Regions from separate parts of the Homo sapiens genome. Here regions 2, 3, 4, 5 and 6 are each linked to region 1. Evidence: chromatin contacts called from ENCODE Hi-C or POLR2A ChIA-PET data. All regions are on one chromosome and are shown on one strand. The core of a region is the stretch at or near the end of the contact, and the rest is flanking DNA. Distances in the headings are between cores, read along the strand shown.

The links. A loop is a pair of places that touch in the nucleus more often than their neighbours do. ChIA-PET counts read pairs that join two places held with the same protein, here RNA polymerase II (POLR2A). Pooled maps may share reads with other maps.
Region 2: a loop to region 1 is called in a map of naive thymus-derived CD4-positive, alpha-beta T cell, with 10 times the contacts of the local background. The contact joins the promoter of HDAC6 here to the promoter of ZNF81 in region 1. A Hi-C loop is called at or near these places in 1 of 168 maps with a recorded cell type or tissue (naive thymus-derived CD4-positive, alpha-beta T cell), 3 of 37 single-sample maps with no recorded cell type and 8 of 50 pooled maps.
Region 3: a map of B cell shows a loop between it and region 1 (12-fold over the local background). The contact joins the promoter of WDR13 here to the promoter of ZNF81 in region 1. A Hi-C loop is called at or near these places in 1 of 168 maps with a recorded cell type or tissue (B cell) and 6 of 50 pooled maps. POLR2A ChIA-PET finds 5 or more read pairs at or near these places in 1 of 52 experiments (HEK293).
Region 4: a loop to region 1 is called in a map of B cell, with 23 times the contacts of the local background. The contact joins the promoter of RBM3 here to the promoter of ZNF81 in region 1. A Hi-C loop is called at or near these places in 1 of 168 maps with a recorded cell type or tissue (B cell), 2 of 37 single-sample maps with no recorded cell type and 8 of 50 pooled maps. POLR2A ChIA-PET finds 5 or more read pairs at or near these places in 2 of 52 experiments (HEK293 and activated B cell).
Region 5: a loop to region 1 is called in a map of CD8-positive, alpha-beta T cell, with 7 times the contacts of the local background. The contact joins the promoter of SLC38A5 here to the promoter of ZNF81 in region 1. A Hi-C loop is called at or near these places in 7 of 168 maps with a recorded cell type or tissue (B cell, CD8-positive, alpha-beta T cell, cardiac septum and 2 more), 6 of 37 single-sample maps with no recorded cell type and 20 of 50 pooled maps. POLR2A ChIA-PET finds 5 or more read pairs at or near these places in 1 of 52 experiments (activated CD4-positive, alpha-beta T cell).
Region 6: a loop to region 1 is called in a map with no recorded cell type, with 14 times the contacts of the local background. The contact joins the promoter of USP11 here to the promoter of ZNF81 in region 1. A Hi-C loop is called at or near these places in 1 of 37 single-sample maps with no recorded cell type and 12 of 50 pooled maps. POLR2A ChIA-PET finds 5 or more read pairs at or near these places in 1 of 52 experiments (activated CD4-positive, alpha-beta T cell).

What each region holds. Positions count from the first base shown.
Region 1 is chrX:47,835,490-47,838,287 of GRCh38, reverse strand. ZNF81 (zinc finger protein 81) reads right to left here and starts at 1,386. Exons shown (of 5, transcript NM_007137.5): 1 at 1,301-1,386. RefSeq lists an enhancer at 1,259-1,638.
Region 2 is chrX:48,800,668-48,803,465 of GRCh38, reverse strand. It overlaps HDAC6 (histone deacetylase 6), which reads right to left and starts at 1,399. Exons shown (of 29, transcript NM_006044.4): 1 at 1,324-1,399; 2 at 681-803; 3 at 467-595; 4 at 250-338. The coding sequence starts at 773. RefSeq lists enhancers at 748-827, 1,458-1,971, 1,818-2,087, 2,209-2,798 and a cis regulatory region at 2,548-2,798.
Region 3 is chrX:48,595,944-48,598,741 of GRCh38, reverse strand. It overlaps WDR13 (WD repeat domain 13), which reads right to left and starts at 1,250. Exons shown (of 10, transcript NM_001347217.2): 1 at 1,128-1,250; 2 at 705-784; 3 at 1-25. The coding sequence starts at 745. RefSeq lists enhancers at 455-514, 535-604, 625-944.
Region 4 is chrX:48,573,031-48,575,828 of GRCh38, reverse strand. It overlaps RBM3 (RNA binding motif protein 3), which reads right to left and starts at 1,345. Exons shown (of 7, transcript NM_006743.5): 1 at 1,256-1,345; 2 at 546-661; 3 at 162-268. The coding sequence starts at 648. RefSeq lists enhancers at 1,018-1,287, 271-1,470 and a cis regulatory region at 1,227-2,212.
Region 5 is chrX:48,469,010-48,471,807 of GRCh38, reverse strand. It overlaps SLC38A5 (solute carrier family 38 member 5), which reads left to right and starts at 1,548. Exons shown (of 17, transcript NM_033518.4): 1 at 1,548-1,626; 2 at 2,372-2,473.
Region 6 is chrX:47,231,538-47,234,335 of GRCh38, reverse strand. USP11 (ubiquitin specific peptidase 11) reads right to left here and starts at 1,327. Exons shown (of 21, transcript NM_001371072.1): 1 at 1,117-1,327. The coding sequence starts at 1,292. RefSeq lists enhancers at 389-972, 1,398-1,447 and a cis regulatory region at 450-1,672.

The DNA of each region.
Region 1 (2,798 bases), core at 137-2,636:
GAAAGAAAGAAATAAAACTATCCCTGTTTGTATATGACATGATTGCTCATGCAGAAAATCCAAGGAATCTGCCAAAAAAGGTGTAAAACCTAATAATTGAGCTCAGCAAGATTGCAGGATACAAGACCAACAGACAAAACTCAATTGTATTCCTATATATAAGCAACAATTTAAAAGATAACACCATTTATGACCACTCCAAAACAATTAAATACTTAGGTATAAATTGAATAAGACATGTACAGAACTTGGGTGATGAAAATTAAAATACACCATTTATAGAAATTTTAAAAGATCTAAATAAATAGAGAGACATACTATGTATATGGATTGGAAGACTTGGCACAGTTAAGACTTAACTTCTTCCCGAGTTGGTATACAGGTTTAATGCAATTCCTATCAAAATCCAAGCAAGATGCTTTGTAGATAGAGACAAGATTTTCTAAAATGCATATAGGAAAGGCAAGGGAACCAGAGGCATTAAAACAATTTTGAAAAAGAATAAAGTGAGAGGAATCACTCTATCCAATTCAAGACAGCAAGGTAGTACTGGCAGAGGGATAGACACATAGACAATGAACTGAATAGCAAACCCAGAAAGAGCCCACACACAAGTATGGCCAACTTATTTTTGACAATGGTGAAAGACAAGTCAATGGAGGAAAGATAGTCTTTTCAACAAATGGTGCTTCAGTCTGGACATCCATAAGCAAATTAATGCACCTCGACCTAAGTCTCATACTTTATACAAAAAGTAACTCACAGAGGATCACAGACAGCAGTAAGGAGACACAGACAAATCACCATCACAGTGGAGAATTTCTCTCTCCTCGAAGTAATAGAAGAAGCAGACAAAAAAGGATAGATTTTCTATGACACAATTGACGACTAAATAATTAAATATTATTTTCAAGTTATATATAGAACGTTTCTAAAAATTCACCACGGACTAGGCCATAAGTCTCCTTATATTTCAAGGAATGAGCTTCACGTAGATATTTTTCTAACACAGAAAACTAAGGTTAGAGATCCATTACAGAGATAAACTTTTGCACACTGAAACCCCACTTTTGAATAACTCCCGGGTAAAAGACAAATGAATACAAGTTAACACTCTTAAAAAACATAATGCTCCAAACCCAATGGGGCTTAGAATGAACTTTAAGACCTTAACGGTGATGTTAGAAAAGAGAAAAGCCTGCAAAATGATGAGTGAATCATCCAACTCAAGTTAGATAAACGATTCCATCACTGGCCACACAGAATCGCCCAGCACTCACCCTCCCCGGCCCCCCATCACCTCCACATCCCTGGGCACTGAACGTCGAATCCTCCTGACAACTATCAAACCCCGGCTGAGAACCGGCGAGAACCGCAGCCGCTTCCGGTCACTACCCCTAGCACCGCCCTTTTTCGGGGTTTGGGACTTCACATGAATGAGGGAAGCGGAGGTTCCGCGCGTGCGCAAAACCACCTTTGAAGCTGCTGTTAGCCAGGAGTCAACATGGAGAAGTTACGGAAGTGGGTGCTTTGGGACGTTCGGTACCCCTCGGCGGCGTGGTCAGGTGGGGAACATGGCCGCGCCCACGTCGCGCTTCCCCATGGGATACACCATGTTGGAGGAGTGTCCATCCGTATTGAGGATGAGGACACCTCTGAACTCACAGAGCAGGCTGTGAGTTTAGAGCTGTCTGCTCTAAACTCAGGTGGAGCTGTCCCGCTGGTGGCAGGGAGCACGGGTGGGGACGTTTCTCTGGGCGGGCTAACTGGAGGAGGGGGTCTTTGGACCTGTAGTCTATGGATCTGTGTGATACCGCTCCGAGAAACTGAAGGGCCTCTTGGAAAGAATCAGGGGCGGCCGCGGCTATCTCCTGGCAGATACCACAGGATGAGAAGCGGGGAGATGTCAGGCTGGTTACAGGCTTCTCCTAGGACATACCACAAGGGGAGGAGGAGGAGGAGAAATCATGGTTATGCAAGCCCTCCTAGGATATGCCATGAGGTGGGAAAAAGGGAGAACTCAGAGTGCTGGGTTCCCCTCCTGCTGTGCCTGTGGGGCTTGGATGCGAGGTTTGAATGCTGCAGCAATTTACCTTATCTCCCACTCCATCTACCCCAGCTAAAAAGGGACTACGTAGTACCAATACTAATAATTTTTAATGTGTCCTTAGTCCAATGCAATATGTCAATAAAAATCTTTAGGAAACTTTATTATTTTTATTTCCTCATGAAGTAAAATATATGTGGTCATGGTGCCCTTACTTTGGAAATGTAGCTTTAATACAAGGCTCTGCTTCTACCCTTCAACCAGTTTGCTGCTCCATATCACCTCCAATGTGTAAATTCTGGAGATGCCCCTGCCCTCTGGGAGATGTCACTGGAGCAGAAGGGGAAGAAGTCGTGCAGTCCTTCACCTAAGAATGCCTATTCATCCTTCAAAATCAAGTTCAAATATCTCCTCCTCCAGAGAATCCTGACAGAGCTAGAAGCCTGTGTGCCCTCCTGAAAGCCTTTCTGAATCCTCAGGTGAAAAAAATATTTTGAGAGGACCTGGTGTAGGCTGAAGTGTGGACTTGCTGGGGGCTCTCAATCCAGTCTTATCCCCTCTGGCCCTCGGTTTAACAATCTCGAAGGTTAGAGGTGTCCTAGTCCAATTAGCCTCAAACTAATTTTTAGTCTGACAGATCCAGCAATCAATAAGGGAGACTGCACACCAGGGGCACCATGGGCAGCTCACTAAGCAAAGGAAAAGATAGAGTTCTTATAGGATTTTGAGGAATAGTGGAGTTCAGATGAAA
Region 2 (2,798 bases), core at 150-2,649, 970 kb before region 1:
AATCCGCTCCTAGAGAAGGACCCCTGTCTGTTGTTTGGTACATTTGTATCACCAACTCTTGGCACACAATAGGCACTCAATAAATGTTTGTTAGCTACATAAAAGAACCCTTTCAAGTGTGAGCCCTACCTCCCCAAATCATCTGCTTCCAGTATCCAGGCTGGGGTAAGAAAAGATTTATTCTTGCTAATGGGCTCTAAGTGTGTGTATTTTTGTGGTTTGGAGACAGCCTGGAGGACCCAGCCTCACCTGTCATCCCAGAGGCAATGGAATTCATTTAACTGCTCATCCAACACCAAGCCAGTGCCAGCCAGTGCTTCAGCCTCAAGGTTCAGATCCTGCAGAGGAAAAAAAAAAGGAGACACAGATCCATTTTAGGCCCTGAGTCAGAGGGAACTGTCCAGGGTGGGGAACCTTTGGGTTTTGATTGTCATACGAGGCTAAACTGCAGCCAGGCCCTGCTCACCATCCCTTGCAGTCCCACGATTAGGTCTTCTTCCATTGCTTGGCCGAGCTTCTTCATTTTGCCTTTCTTCTTTACCTCCGCTAGATTGGGGATAGAGCGGGGAACGGCTCCCTTTTTAATATTTCGCTTCTGTGAATCAGAGAGAAGGGTCAGAGTCCAGGGCATGACCAACTTGCTCCCTCTCCCCCTCATCAGGGCGGGTCTAGGGCCTCACCGAAGTGACACTGGAGTCCTGAGGGGGCGACTGGGGGTTCTGCCTACTTCTTCGCTGCCTGGTTGTGGTGGAATCCTGGCCGGTTGAGGTCATAGTTGAGGAGGCTTGGCCCCTGCCGCGGTTCTGGGGGTGGGGGGAGGAGCGTGGGTATGTGAGGGGGCTAGTGTGCCCTGAGGACCCCACCTCTCTGCCCTTTTCCAGGCTCCGCCCCCTCTATTAGATTCCATTCCTTACGCGATCTGATTCTCCACAGCCTTCCAAACTCCGCCTCTCTCAGGCCTTCTCCCTCCACTCAGGTGGCCATTCTACCCGGCCCCGCCCGGCCCGCTAGACTCCACCCCTTTTACACGATTCTCTTTCCCTGGTCTTGCCCTTTCACGGAGCAATGAGCCCCCGGGCTCACACAGTCCGTCTTAGGGCCTGCCCTTTCCAACCAATCACCGCCCCTTCTACTCTCCTAAGCCCCATTCCCAGACCCTCTAAGCCCAGCCCAGACCCCATTCCTTCACGAACCTGCCCTTTCGGCCTATCTCCCGGGATAATCACCCACCCTTTCACTCAGCCGGCCCCGGCCCCGACCCCGGTTTCGACTCCACCCTTAACGATTCACTTAACTCCACCCCTTATCGGGCCGGACCGGTACCTTCCACTCCGCCAGATCCCGCCCCTAGCGTTTCAACCAGCCCCGCTCCTCAGGGGACTGCCCCGTTCCTTCAACCAGCTCCACCCCCTGCCCAGACCCGACCGCTAACGTTTCGCTAACCCTCTTCAGCCAGTCCCTAGCCGCCTTCGGTCGGCCTCCGCCCCCTTCCCGCCTCCGCCGTCGACGCGCTGTACTCACCGCTCCACTCATTGGACGCAGCCCCTTTCTCAAACTCCGCCCTTGGCTCGCTCCACCAAGTTTCTGGCGACCTGTGGGGACGCGAGCGCTCAGGCTTTTCTTTTCCATTGGGCCTCGTCTCTCGACTGCCCGCCCAGATCCCGCCTCCAGAGGGGACCGTGCCTCAAGGCCGCGCCCCTCGCGCGAGCCACACCTCTCGCGAGCTCACAAGCGGCGGGGCGGTGCGTCGGCGTGCTACGCCAGCTGGGCTGAGCCACACCGCGAGCTCACAGGCGACGGGGCGGTGCGTCGGCGTGCTACGCCAGCTGTGCTGCGCCTACGTAAAAGGCAGGCGCCGGCGGTTCCCGACAGGGCTGCGGTGCAAGCTTTTTCTTGCCTCGGCTATCGTCGCTGTCGTCCCGGATGCCATAGCCGCCGCCCCTCCGTCCCTGTCCAGTCACTTAGGAGCCCTTCGGGTCGGCGGTGTCTGGAGAGCAAGCAAGGAAGCGAGGGAATTAGGAAGGGGCATCTTACCTTTTCCCCGCGACTTCCCGCGCGACGCGCCGTGATGACGTAGCGCGGGCGGGCTGGTTGTGGCTGGGCCGAGAGCGAGGTTGCCACTGGACGTTGGTGGTGGCGGCCAAAATAGGCGTGGTGACGATGCTAAATGTGAGGATTTTCCGAGTTAATATTCACTATGGTGGTACACAGGAAACACTGGCCGAATATTAGCTATTAATATTCTGCCGCAATATTCTGAGTGGAAGGAGTCTTAGTGGGGGCAGGGAATGGTAATGATAGCAAGTATTATGTGACAGGCATCGTTGTAAACCACAATTCTATGAGGTAGTTCCCATTATTAAGGCTGCTTTGCAGATAAGGAAACTGAGGTTACGGGACTTAACCATGTGACTTTGGGCAAGTTGCTGAACAGTTCTGTGCTCCGTTTCCTCATCTGGAAAGTTGTGATAATAATAGTGCCCAGGGCCAGAATGGCCTTGAGGATGGGAGTTCTCATGGGCAGCAGCTCTCCCTATCTGCCCCCTCCAACGGGTAACCACTGCTCCCAAGCAGTAATAGAAAGTGTGTGTGCGTCTGGGGAGCTGTCCCTAGGCACCCCCTCTCCCCCGCAACTCCCACTCCATGTCTAAATGTCAGCTCTGCAGGAGGCCGGTTTGTCCTCCTAATCTCCCTGTCTCATTCTCCACCATTTCCTACCGGGCTATAAGCTGGGACCGGAGAGATAAGCAGTCCGGGGGTTCTGCATCAGACTGACAGATTGACGGTCTCACCGCCCA
Region 3 (2,798 bases), core at 1-2,500, 760 kb before region 1:
CGTTGGTGTGCGGTACGCGTTGTACCTGCAGGGTCAGGATGCAGGGCAGGCAGCAGGCACAGGACAGAGGGAATCAATCAGCTCGGGGGGGGGGGTACGGCAGGAGAGTGAGGTGTGTGGCAGTGACTGGGGCCTAGGTGGTAAGAATGACTAGCAGTGGTGATGAGGGACCTCTTGGTCCTGTGGTGGGAGTGAGTCTGCAGTAATAATGAGCATGGTCATGAGGTCAGTTTGCAGACAACAGAGTCAGTCTGCTGCCGTGCTGGGGTCCCTACGGGGTGACTGGGTCAGCGCAGACAATAATTAGGGTCAGTATACCAGGGCGACAGAAATCAGACTGACATTATGGGGGTCAGCGTTGGGAGGTGATGGGGTCAGAATGGGGAAGTGATGATGTAAAAAAAAAAAAGTCTAGGGGACACCCATAGGGGATAGGATGTCACCTGCCTGAGCCCCACCTCCCTCTCACAGGTAGCCGCTTTGCGCATGCCCACATCTGACCACATTTTCCCAGCTTGCTGTTTAGAATCCTCTCCGGCGCAGCCAACTCACCGCGGGCGTGCCCGCCCCCGCTACTGCGCATGCTCACCTCCGGCATGCCCACGCAGCCGCATAAGGCAAGTTCTCCGCCCAGCCTCACTTATCGCCATTGCGCATGCACCACAGTAAGTTCTGCTCCCATGGGCTTTGACCCCACGCCTCACCTCGCGTCCACTGCTAAGACTTGCTGCCACACCGCGGCCATTCCCCGGCCTCCTCCTCTGGCGTGTCCGCCCGCGGCAGCCTGCAGGACAAGGGCCTGGAATGTGAGCGTCCCGAGCGAAGGGATCTAGTTCCGTCCCTTCCACCAGGCGACCATTGCCATAGACATCGAGTCCCTCCGCGCCGGAGATGTCACGAACTCCCCCCCGGGTGTTACCATGGTCATCACCCCAGCCCTGCCCTTCCTGGGCAGCGCCCGGGTGACACACAGCGATTCAGAACAGACACCGCCCCTCCCCAGTCGCCATAGCAACGCCCCTCCCCCGCCTAGCATTCCTTGCTTGACATTCTCCACCCATCTTGTCCCCGCCGCCCTCCGCCTTCCCTTCTCAGATCCAAGAGCATAGCCCGGGATCGGGGACCACCTCCGGGGCTGCCTCCGGTTCTTGAGGCCCCCCGGAGCGGCCCTGAGACCACTGTCGCCGGTTCCTTCTGTCTCTCCTCCCTTTCTCAGGCTCCAGGCAAGATGGCTGCCTGCTATCAGAAAGAACTGCCGAGCCCAGAGCGAATCGATAGGCATCCTTCCCAGGGCGTGGGAGTCTCGCAGGCGCATTGAGGGACATTGGCTTCAAGCCCAAGGACGGAGGCTCCACCCCTTGACTTCTACCCACTCGTTAATTGCACTTTTTGTGTATACAAGGATAATGTCCAAGGGACATAGCGTCAGGGGTGAGTTTGCTAATCATTCCCTAGAAATCAGAAGTACAACATTATAAAAAAGAGAAGAAACACGACTTTTAAAAAGTGGTGTAGGGCCGGGCGCGGTGGCTCACGCCTGTAATCCCAGCACTTAGGGAGGCCGAGGCAGGTGGATCACTTGAGGCCAGGAGTTCAAGACCAGCCTGGCCAACATGGTGAAACCCCGTCTCTACTAAAAATACAAAAATTAGCCGGGTATGGTGGCGGGCGCTTGTAGTCCCAGCTACTCGGGAGGTTGTGGCAGGAGGATTGCTTGAGCCCAGGACGCGGAGGTTGTAGTGAGCTGAGATCGCGCCACTGCACTCTAGCCTGGGCGACGGGAGTGAAACCCTGTCTCAAAAACAAAAACAAAAAAAGTGGTGTAGGCCACTTTTTAGCAGCACAATCTTGTCCAAGCAAAACTTGAATAATAGAATAAAAAATCATCATATATGCAAAGACGCCTTGAAAGTTCACCAGTTCTTGCAGTGGGCCTCTGCACACCCCTGGGATGAGTAAGGTCGGTTGTGTGTGTGTGACTGGGATGGTTGGACTTGGATGCCCCCAGACAGCTTGAGGCTTGAGTTTCTTTCTTTTTTTTTTTTTTTTTTCTTTTTGAGACGGGAGTCTCGCTCTGTCGCCCAGGCTGGAGTCCAGTGGCGCGATCTCGGCTCATTGCAAGCTCCGCCTCCTGGGTTCACGCCATTCTCCTGCCTCAGCCTCCCAAGTAGCTGGGACTACAGGCGTCCGACACCACGCCTGGCTAAATTTTTGTGTTTTTAGTAGAGAGGGGGTTTCACCGTGTTAACCAAGATGGTCTCAATCTCCTGACCTCATGATCCGCCCGCCTCGGCCTCCCAAAGTGCTGGGATTACAGGCGTGAGCCACCGAGCCCAGTCGAGGCTTGAGTTTCTAAAGACAGAAGATAGAATTAGGCAAAAGAAGCTTTGGGGTTTGGATCCAAAGAGGCTATCTGAATCATCTCTATTTCAACTTCCAGCAGGAAGCTGCTTTCAAACTGTTCATCTTAACGTTATCAGGGTAAACTTCCTGTTGGATCTTAACATCAACTGACATAAAATTCAAAGCTGTTATTTTCCACATTATTTTTATAACAAATACAATCAATTCAACAATGTTTTAAAGTCACCGAAAGATCACACTGTATTGTGTTGACTCAGCATCTCCCTTGTCCCTGTAACAAGCTTATCAGTGTCTTTTCATATTAAATACTCTTTTGTAACATGATTGATAAAGAGTAAACTCTATTTCACTGCACAAACATGTAACCTTAACAAGAACAACTAATATTTATGAGACAATGTGCTGGGTACTGTTCAAGGTATTTTATACATATA
Region 4 (2,798 bases), core at 96-2,595, 740 kb before region 1:
CTGCCCTCCACCCCCTAGAACAAAAGGCAGTCATGCTCCTGTGAGTGGGCACTGCGGGGCTTGGTGGCCACGCTGCCCCGAGCAGACACAGAGGGAAAAACAAAAAGAATGAAGGAAGCCGCAGATGGGGACAAGGTCCCTCTGCAGATAGGAGGCCCCACCTCTCCGTTCATGGCTCTCATGGCAACTGAAGCATGCTCTGGGTTGGTGAAGGTGATGAAACCAAAACCCCTGGACCGCTGAGTCTCCCGGTCCTTGACAACGACCACTGTGAGAGGGAGAGAAGATGGAGCAATGTGGACCAGTCAGTACCCCAAAGGTTAAGTAGCAAAGGGTGGCCGGAAAAGGAGATGGCATAGGTAGGGAAAACGGAGCGCTCCCACTAATCCCAAAGACGCTTCCCCTCATCCTTAGTCTACACCATAGGCTTAGGAAGAAAAAGAATTTGGAGGCGTGGGTCCTAACTTTTCAGTTAATACTCCTTGAAATGCAAGGATCCCAGACTTTCTCTCACCAACCCCCATTGTGAGTATGGCCCGTCTCACCCTCAGAGATAGGTCCGAAACTGCTGAAGTGGTCTTCCAGTGCCTGCTCGTCGGTGTTAAAGTTGAGCCCTCCCACGAAGAGCTTTCCTTCTTCAGAGGACATGGCAGTTCAAGTCCTGTGGGAAGAACATGAAGAATGGTGGCAGGAAGGAGAAAGAAAATGGAGATGTGAGAAAATAGCGAGACGGAAAGCAGAGAAAAAGCACAGAAAATAGACAAGAAAGAGGAACAAAATATGGGTAACTACAGAAAAGCTGAGAAAGGCGGCCAATAAGGTGGTAATCTGAGGAGCTGGCTCAGCGCAGCCACCATTAGGGGGCCACATTGCGCATGCTCTCACATTCATAGCCGCCACGCCCGTCATTTTGTGCCACTGCGCAAGCCCAGAACATCCCTGCGTTCCCTTAACGCCGGCAGAACAAGATGGCGGCGGCCACGTGGGATAAGGAAAGTAAGTGTCGGCTGTCGCGTGGTCACTGCCACCACCGACGCCACCAGTCCCTCCCGGTAGGCCTCACACTCAGATACAGCGCGCCGGCCTCCCACCAACCGAAATGTTTCACCTCCAAGCACGGGACCCGCCCGTCCCAGAGAAAGCCAAGCCTACGTGTCAGTGGCCATTACTCTCCCCACTCGCTATTCCCCGGTCACGGCCGGCGCGGCGCGTGTGTGGCGAGGAGCCGCCGTTTCGCAGGACATATGCAACTTACCTGGAAATTAAAACGTAAAAAACCCGGACGAACAGCGAGCTCGGAGGAGCACAAAAAACAGGGACGGGGCTGCGCCGGAAGACGATTGATAAAGAGTACGTAGCGAGAACGTCCCGGAACGTTCCCCTTGCGCGTCCCGGCGTGCGTGCTGATTGGCTGAGGCCAGCAGGAGCGGAGTGGTGGGGAGAGGAAGGGACAGCAAAGCGAAGGGAGCAGTGTTCTCCGCGAAATGGGGTGTTTCCGGAAATGGGGTGTTTCCGGAAATGGGGTCGACTTTTGAACAGCTGGTGCACCCTAAACGTCAGCATCCCCCCCACAACCGGCTGAGCTGCCTTTATCCCTTCCACAAAGGAACCTTCTCAATCTCATACTACTTGCTGTCCCTGACATCATCCTCCCGTCCTTGCCATCATTTCCCCCGCTGGATCGGATGTCTTCCTCACCATCGTAGTCGTCTTCCTCTAGGTCCCTGCCATTCTCTGATGTTAACCTCCTTCACCTTCTAGTTCTTTAACCTCATACCCTTTAAAGGCCTGACATTTTATCCCCCACCGTCACTGATGTCATCACCCTTCACAGTCCATGATGTCAGACCCAACGTTTTAAGGTTTGACCCTGACTCCTACTCTTTCTCCTCTGTGCTCAACATCTAGCCGCCTGTCATGGGACCCTTTTCCCTGGCGTCATTCCATCTCATCTCTGACTTCAGCCCTCACCCTTGTCTGACTGCTGGCGTGAAGCCAGCCCCTTAATTTTCTCACCAATAGACTGCCTGAGATGGCTTTTACAAAACAGGATGCTGGCCGGGCGCGGTGGCTCACGCCTGTATTCCCAGCACTTTGGGAGGCCAAAGCGGGCGGTTCACGAGTTCAGGAGTTCGAGACCTGCATGGCCAACATGGTGAAACCCCATCTCTACTAAAAATACAAAAAAAAAAAAAAAAAAAAAAAAAGAAAAAAAAAATTAGCTGGGTGTGGTGGCACGTGCCTGTAGTCCCACCTACTCGGGAGGCTGAGGCTGGAAAATCGCTTGAACCCGGGAGGCGGAGGTTGCAGTGAGCCGAGACCACGCCATTGCACTCCAGCCTGGGTGAAAACAAAACAAAACAAAAGAGGATGCTACGATCTTCAGAGGTTGTAAATCCCAATCCATAGAGCAATTTTTGCTCTCTTCGAAAGTAACTGAGCCCTTGCCGGGCGCAGTGGCTCATGCCTGTAATCCCAGCACTTTGGGAGGCCGAAGTGGGCAGATCACAAGGTCAGGAGTTCAAGACTACCCTGGCCAATATGGTGAAACCCTGTCTCTACTAACAATACAAAAAAAAAAAAAAATTAGCCGGGCGTGGTGGTAGGCACCTGTAGTCCCAGCTACTCAGGAGGCTGAGGCGGGATAATCGCTTGAACCCGGGAGGTGGAGGTTGCAGTGAGCTGAGATCATGCCACTGCACTCCAGCTTGGGCGACAGAGCAAGACTCAGTCTCAAAAAAAAAAAAAAAGTAACTGAGCCCTTGATTCACAGAAGGGACTTTCGCAATACACAATAG
Region 5 (2,798 bases), core at 299-2,798, 630 kb before region 1:
AGAGTACTTGTCCCTCCTATATGTGTATCTATGCGCACGTATCTTTCTTTGTGTGTCTGCTGCTGTATTTGTGTCTCTTCTTAGCGAGTGGCTGCAGGTATGTGTGCCCTCGGGGTGTTTCTTCTGGTGCCATGGTATGAGTACTATCTGGTTCTCTTGTTTTTTCCTTGTGTAGCTTTCAGTGTGGTTTCTGGATTTTTTCTTTGCAACGATAGTAAGCGTACTCTGCATTCCTGTGCTTTGTGTTTGTGTGCAGGTATATGCTTTCCCTATATGTTTCTTTTCTGACTTGATTTGTGACTAGCTGTGTGTGTACACGGCTGTGTGCAGCCATTTGCTGAAATGCAGTTGTGTGTGTGTGTGTGTGTGAGAGAGAGAGAGAGAGGAGAGAGAGAGAGAAGGAGACTATGGCTTTTCTGTTTGTACAAAAATCATGTCAGCCTATGAGTGCCTCTCTCTGTGACTGGAGCTGTATGTGGTTACATGTGGTCACAAGTGCACATTCAAGTTCACATACACAGAGATATCATTTTAGGGCTTGAACCTGGAAGTTTGCCTCCAGGGTCATCTGAACCTGGATTCAGGTTCAGATCCAGGGCCATCTGAACCTGGATCGTGTGTGTGGGAAAGACCCAGGACCCACACACAATGTCATCAGCTGTGTGTAATTGTGTGCTCTGTGTGTGGCTGTGAATCTGTGTGTGTGATTTGCCTGTTGATTGTCTTTGGCATGGCTGTGGGTCCACGGGCGGTGAGGTTCAGGAGTCTCGAGTGTCTGGAAATCGGCACAAGCCTATCCCTGTGTTAGTCTGTGCTCTCTGTGAGCGGCTCTGAGCCTGTCGGTATTGATAGCTGTAAGACTATCGTCACTCTGTGTGGCCACGTGTGTGACTGTCCCATGAGCCATTGCTCTTAACGTGCAGTGGTGAGTCTGTGTGTGTTCATGTCTGTCAGTCTTTATTCTCTTGTGTGGCTGTGAGTCTTTGTGCACCTCTGTGAGTGATGGCGAGTTGGCCCCCGTATCTGAGCCCCTTGATGGGGCTGTGATGGGTCCTGTTGTGTAGCTGCGATTCCTGAGTGTGCAGGAGTCTCTCTCCCGCTGTGGGGAAGTAAACGCCCCATCCCTTGTCCTCCTCCAACTGTGGGTGGGGTGAGGGCATCTAGGCCAGCTTTGAAGCCCCAGCCAGCTCCTGGCCTTTCCGGGAATTCTGTGTTCCCTGTCGGGGGTGGGCAGGCGGGCGAGGGGCCCAGACAGAGGCCTCTTGTCCACCTGGGCTTCAAGCAGCCCAGTCGAGGTGGTCCCAGACCCCAAGTCCACCCTGCCTGACATCCTGTAGCGGACACGTGGCTTGCCTGGGACAGGCATGCCTGTCATATGCCTGGAGGGGAGTGAACAGACGGACTCCCATAGAAGACAGACGGACAGACAGATAGTGGGACTTCTCAGGGCTTGGACAAGCCCCACCCCACGCTTGGGGTGGGGTCCAGGACTACAGTGCCCGCCCAGTTTGCGGACAGTGTGAGTTCACAGTCCACATTCCCCACCCAGCCACAAATGCCCTCCCTGCCTCCCTCTGGGGGCCCCCAAGATCTAGGGTCCTCTCGTGCCTAGGCTGTCTGCCTGAGGTCTGCCTGGAATAGCCTGGCTACTACCCCTGCACCTGTTCCCCTGCTGTCCCCAGGCCTCTCTGCCTGAATCTGCCTCTCTCTGCCTCTTTTCTCCTGTCCCTCCAGGAGTCTCTCTGCCTCAACCACTCTCTCTGCCCCTTCATCTCTCTGAGCTGGTGTGTCTGGTCCTACCCTCTGTTTGGGGAGCTGTCTGGCTCTGTCCCCCACCTCTTGGCCAGCCTGTGTCTCCTGTCTATGACTGAGCCCAATTGCCTGTTGCCTTTCTGCAGGTGTTTCCACGAGCCTATCCCTACCCACCTGTTTGTTTCTGAGTCTGCCTGTGTGTCCCTTTCTCCCTGTCTCTGCCTGTCTTCCAAGCTCCCCTAGCATCCCCTCCTCCCGCCCATCTGTCTTTCTGTCCCTTCTGTGGTCTGTCTGTTCCTGTGCTGTTTCTCATGCCTGCTTTCTTTGTAACTTCAGTTCTCCTACTCTCTCTCTGTCTCCTCTCTGCACCTTTTTCTGCCATCCATCCCATCCTGCTGTCCGTCTGCTCTGTGAGTCCATCCCCTCTGTCTGCCTGTCACTCTCTCTAGCTGTGGGTCTACACCCTCAATCTTTCAGGCCATTTCCCCCACCATCAACACACAAACAAACCGCTGTCTCCCTCCAAGTGGGTCCAGATAGGGGGCGCCCCTTCTCCACCTCTTCCCCCGCCCAGGGCCAGAAGGAGGGAAACGAAATTAAAATTAACATTTCTTCTCAGGAAAAAAAAAAAAGTACCGCTCCAGAGCAGGAGCCTAGGCAGCCGAGAGGGTGCCCGAACCTGAGTCTGAGTTGCGGCCACTTCAGGAGCTGAGAGGAGCAGGTAGGTGAGGAGGGAGCGTGGGCTGCGGGGATGGTGTTCCTGGGGGCCTGAGATATGAGTAGGGGTCCTGGGAGGGGGCTCGGGGTTCCTTGGAGACATTTTAGCACTAGTGGGGAATGGAATGGCGTGTATGGGGAGGTCCTTTTTGTACCCTGATCCCAGGAAGTGAATTCAGGTGTGGGTGGGAGGCTCCGGAGGGTGCTGGTGGTGGGGGATGGGACTCCTTGAGACCCTCCCTGTCCCAGGAACGGGATTCAGGACTTGGGAAAAGGATTTCCTGAGCCAGTTTGAGCTCTAATGGGGACCTTGAATGGGGGTTTCTGAG
Region 6 (2,798 bases), core at 78-2,577, 600 kb after region 1:
TTCCAGGATCCAATCGAGGATCACATGTTGCATTTAGTTATCATGACTCGTTAAATTGCATTAATTCCTTCAATTTGGAACAGTTCTTCAGCCTTTGTCTTTCATGATCCTGACATTTTTGAAGAGTGTAGGCCGTTTATTTTAACAGGATGTCCGTCAATCTGGGCTGCGTAAATGTTTTATATAATCTTTTTAAGTCTTACGTATTTCACAATTAAAAAACGAGATGCAACTCGGCGAGAAATAAAATGAACTCAGAAGCAGTAAATTTCAAGAAGGACTGTTTAGCAAGAAATCAGTAAAACAAGCCGATTTATCAAAATTCTATTTTTTAAAAAAACGACTTTTTCTTGATTCTAAAAACAAAACAGTACCAACACAGAAAACCAATTAAACATGGAAGGCCCCTCCGGTGCTAATCACCTGCACGTTCTCTCGACTCGGGAAGGCTTCCGCCAGAATCAAAAACCACGGCGCGTCATAAACTTTGCTTATTCGCAGGCGCCATTTTCTGCCTCATAGGCACCACCTCCCCTCCACTGTCGTCCCTCGGCCTCAGAGCACGCCCCTCAGCTCACGTCACCAACCTAACCTCGTTCCCAGGCTCCAGGCTCCTCCCCCCTCCCCCACGGAGGTCCCCGCTCCCTCCCTCGGACCGTTCGGCTCCATCCCGCTCTTCTGCTGACGTCACAAAGCTCGCCTCGTTCCCAGCCGCCCCGGAGCAATCGGAAACCGCTCCTCGCCCCCAAAAGTTGCATTACGCAGCGCAGGCCGCGCCCCCGCCTTATGTAGCAGAACCCACCTTCTTCCCAGGTTCCTACGCAGTTTCACTACGCAGGCCCGGCCCCACCTCCAGGACCGAAACTGGTCTCATCACAACAAACCCCATTTTGTTCTCAGGCGTCAGACTGCACCACACAGGCCCCGCCCCTTTTCCAGACGTTGCGATTCATTCAAAGGCACTTCCCCGCCCCTTTAGCCCGCTGTCCCGCCGGCCACTCCCCCGCCCCCGCACCCCGCAGCAGCTTTCCCGCGGCCCTCGGCCGCCGAATCCCCAGCGGTTGTCAATGCCCCCACCGTTCCCTCTGCCGAGGCTCCACCGCAGCCCAGCCTCACCAGCTTTCGCCGGCCCGCAGTGGACGTTCTCGCCCACTCTCGCCGTTTTCTATCTGGCGCCACTGGCTGTCCAGGCCTGGCAGCTCCTCGTGCTGTGGCTCTCTATCCTCAGTCACCGCCGCTGCCGCCGCCACAGCCGCCGCAGCAGCAGCTGGATTTGCTGCGACCGTCGCCATCGCCGTCCGTTCTCTTCTACAGCCAACGCAGCTGTGCGAGATTGGAAGACGCCCCTCAACAGCCACTTCCGGATTCTGGTCCCGGAAACGGAAGCAGAGCCCCCCAAACAGTCGCGGGGCTACTGCCATATTGGAAATGGCCCCGTGCACAGACGCGTCGAAGGGCTAGGTGGGGTAAAATCTTCAGTGGGAACCAAGAAAGACAAAAGTGCCTTGTGGGGTCCTAACGCCCTGTAGACTTAGGGCACAGGTGGCATGGAAAGTGGAGGCTGAGGTTCCCGAGGTGGGCTAGGACTCCTACCCTGGGAGCAGTGTTTTTGTTAGCCTGATCAGAATGCCCTTCATTGTACCATCAAAACCCAATGCAAAAGAGGTTTCCACCTCCAGAGACCCACCGAGGCCTGCGGGCTGTTGTTTCTCTTCCTGAACTAGATTTATTCACTAGACAAGGTGTTGAAGACAAGTTAGCCCCAGGCCCTATGTTTGTTGGAGTCATAGCAATCATAACTAAACTAGCTGTCCGCCCAGTTTAAGTGCTTTATTGGACTAAAATAGTAGCCTCAGGCAGCAGGTACTGTCCTTGTCACCCATGGGTAACAATGGGGACGCTGAGTACCAGAAACGTCCCTCAGCTAATTAGTGGTGGAGCTGCAGTTTAGACTTGAGAAATCTGGTTTCAGAGCTGTGACCTTAAACACCAGGCCAAACATTCTCCAACCGTGTGGTCCCAGTGGTCCCAGCCTGTCTACCGGTCCAAAAATCCTCTTGGGGTTTCACAAAATGAAAACTATTTTCACAATACTTTTTCACTCTCATTCTCTCAGGGGTGTACAGTGTGATTATCCAGAGGCTTCTGAATCCAGAGGCTATATGACATAAGCAAAAACTCTTTTGAATATCTTAAACTTTTAAGAACATAAAGGAATCCCGAGACCCAAAGTTTGAGAACCCTTGGACTAGGCCAGGGTCTCTCAACCTCAGCACTGTCATTTCTTTGTTGTGGGCATTGCAGGATATGTAGCAGCATCCCTGGCCTCTACCTACTAGATACCAAGTAGTACCCCTCAGGACAACCAAGTATCTCCAGACATTACCAAATGTCCTTTGGGGGAAAAATGTCTCTGGTTGAGAACCACTGCTCTAGGCTATGCTATTCTTTCCTCTGCTGGGGCTGCCAGCCCCGTTGATGATGACTTTAATTTCGAACCTCCCTTCCCCCTCACAATTTCATAATTTACCTATTTTCAGTTAATCTCTGCGGGGCAGGGATTGTGTCTTTATTACTGTGATTCCAGCCCCCAGCCCAGACCTGGCATAGATGAGGGGTCACAAACTCAGTTGTGTAAGCTCTGGGTGAGGAAAGGGAGCAGGCCTTTCACTTAAGGGTCCCCAAAGAAAGTGGCATTTGAGTTGAGTCAGACACATGGCAGATAGCTGCTCTTCAAGCCCAGTTGAATCTTGTCAGATTCTCTGAATTGATTCTCCCCATTGCCCCTCTGCAGACTC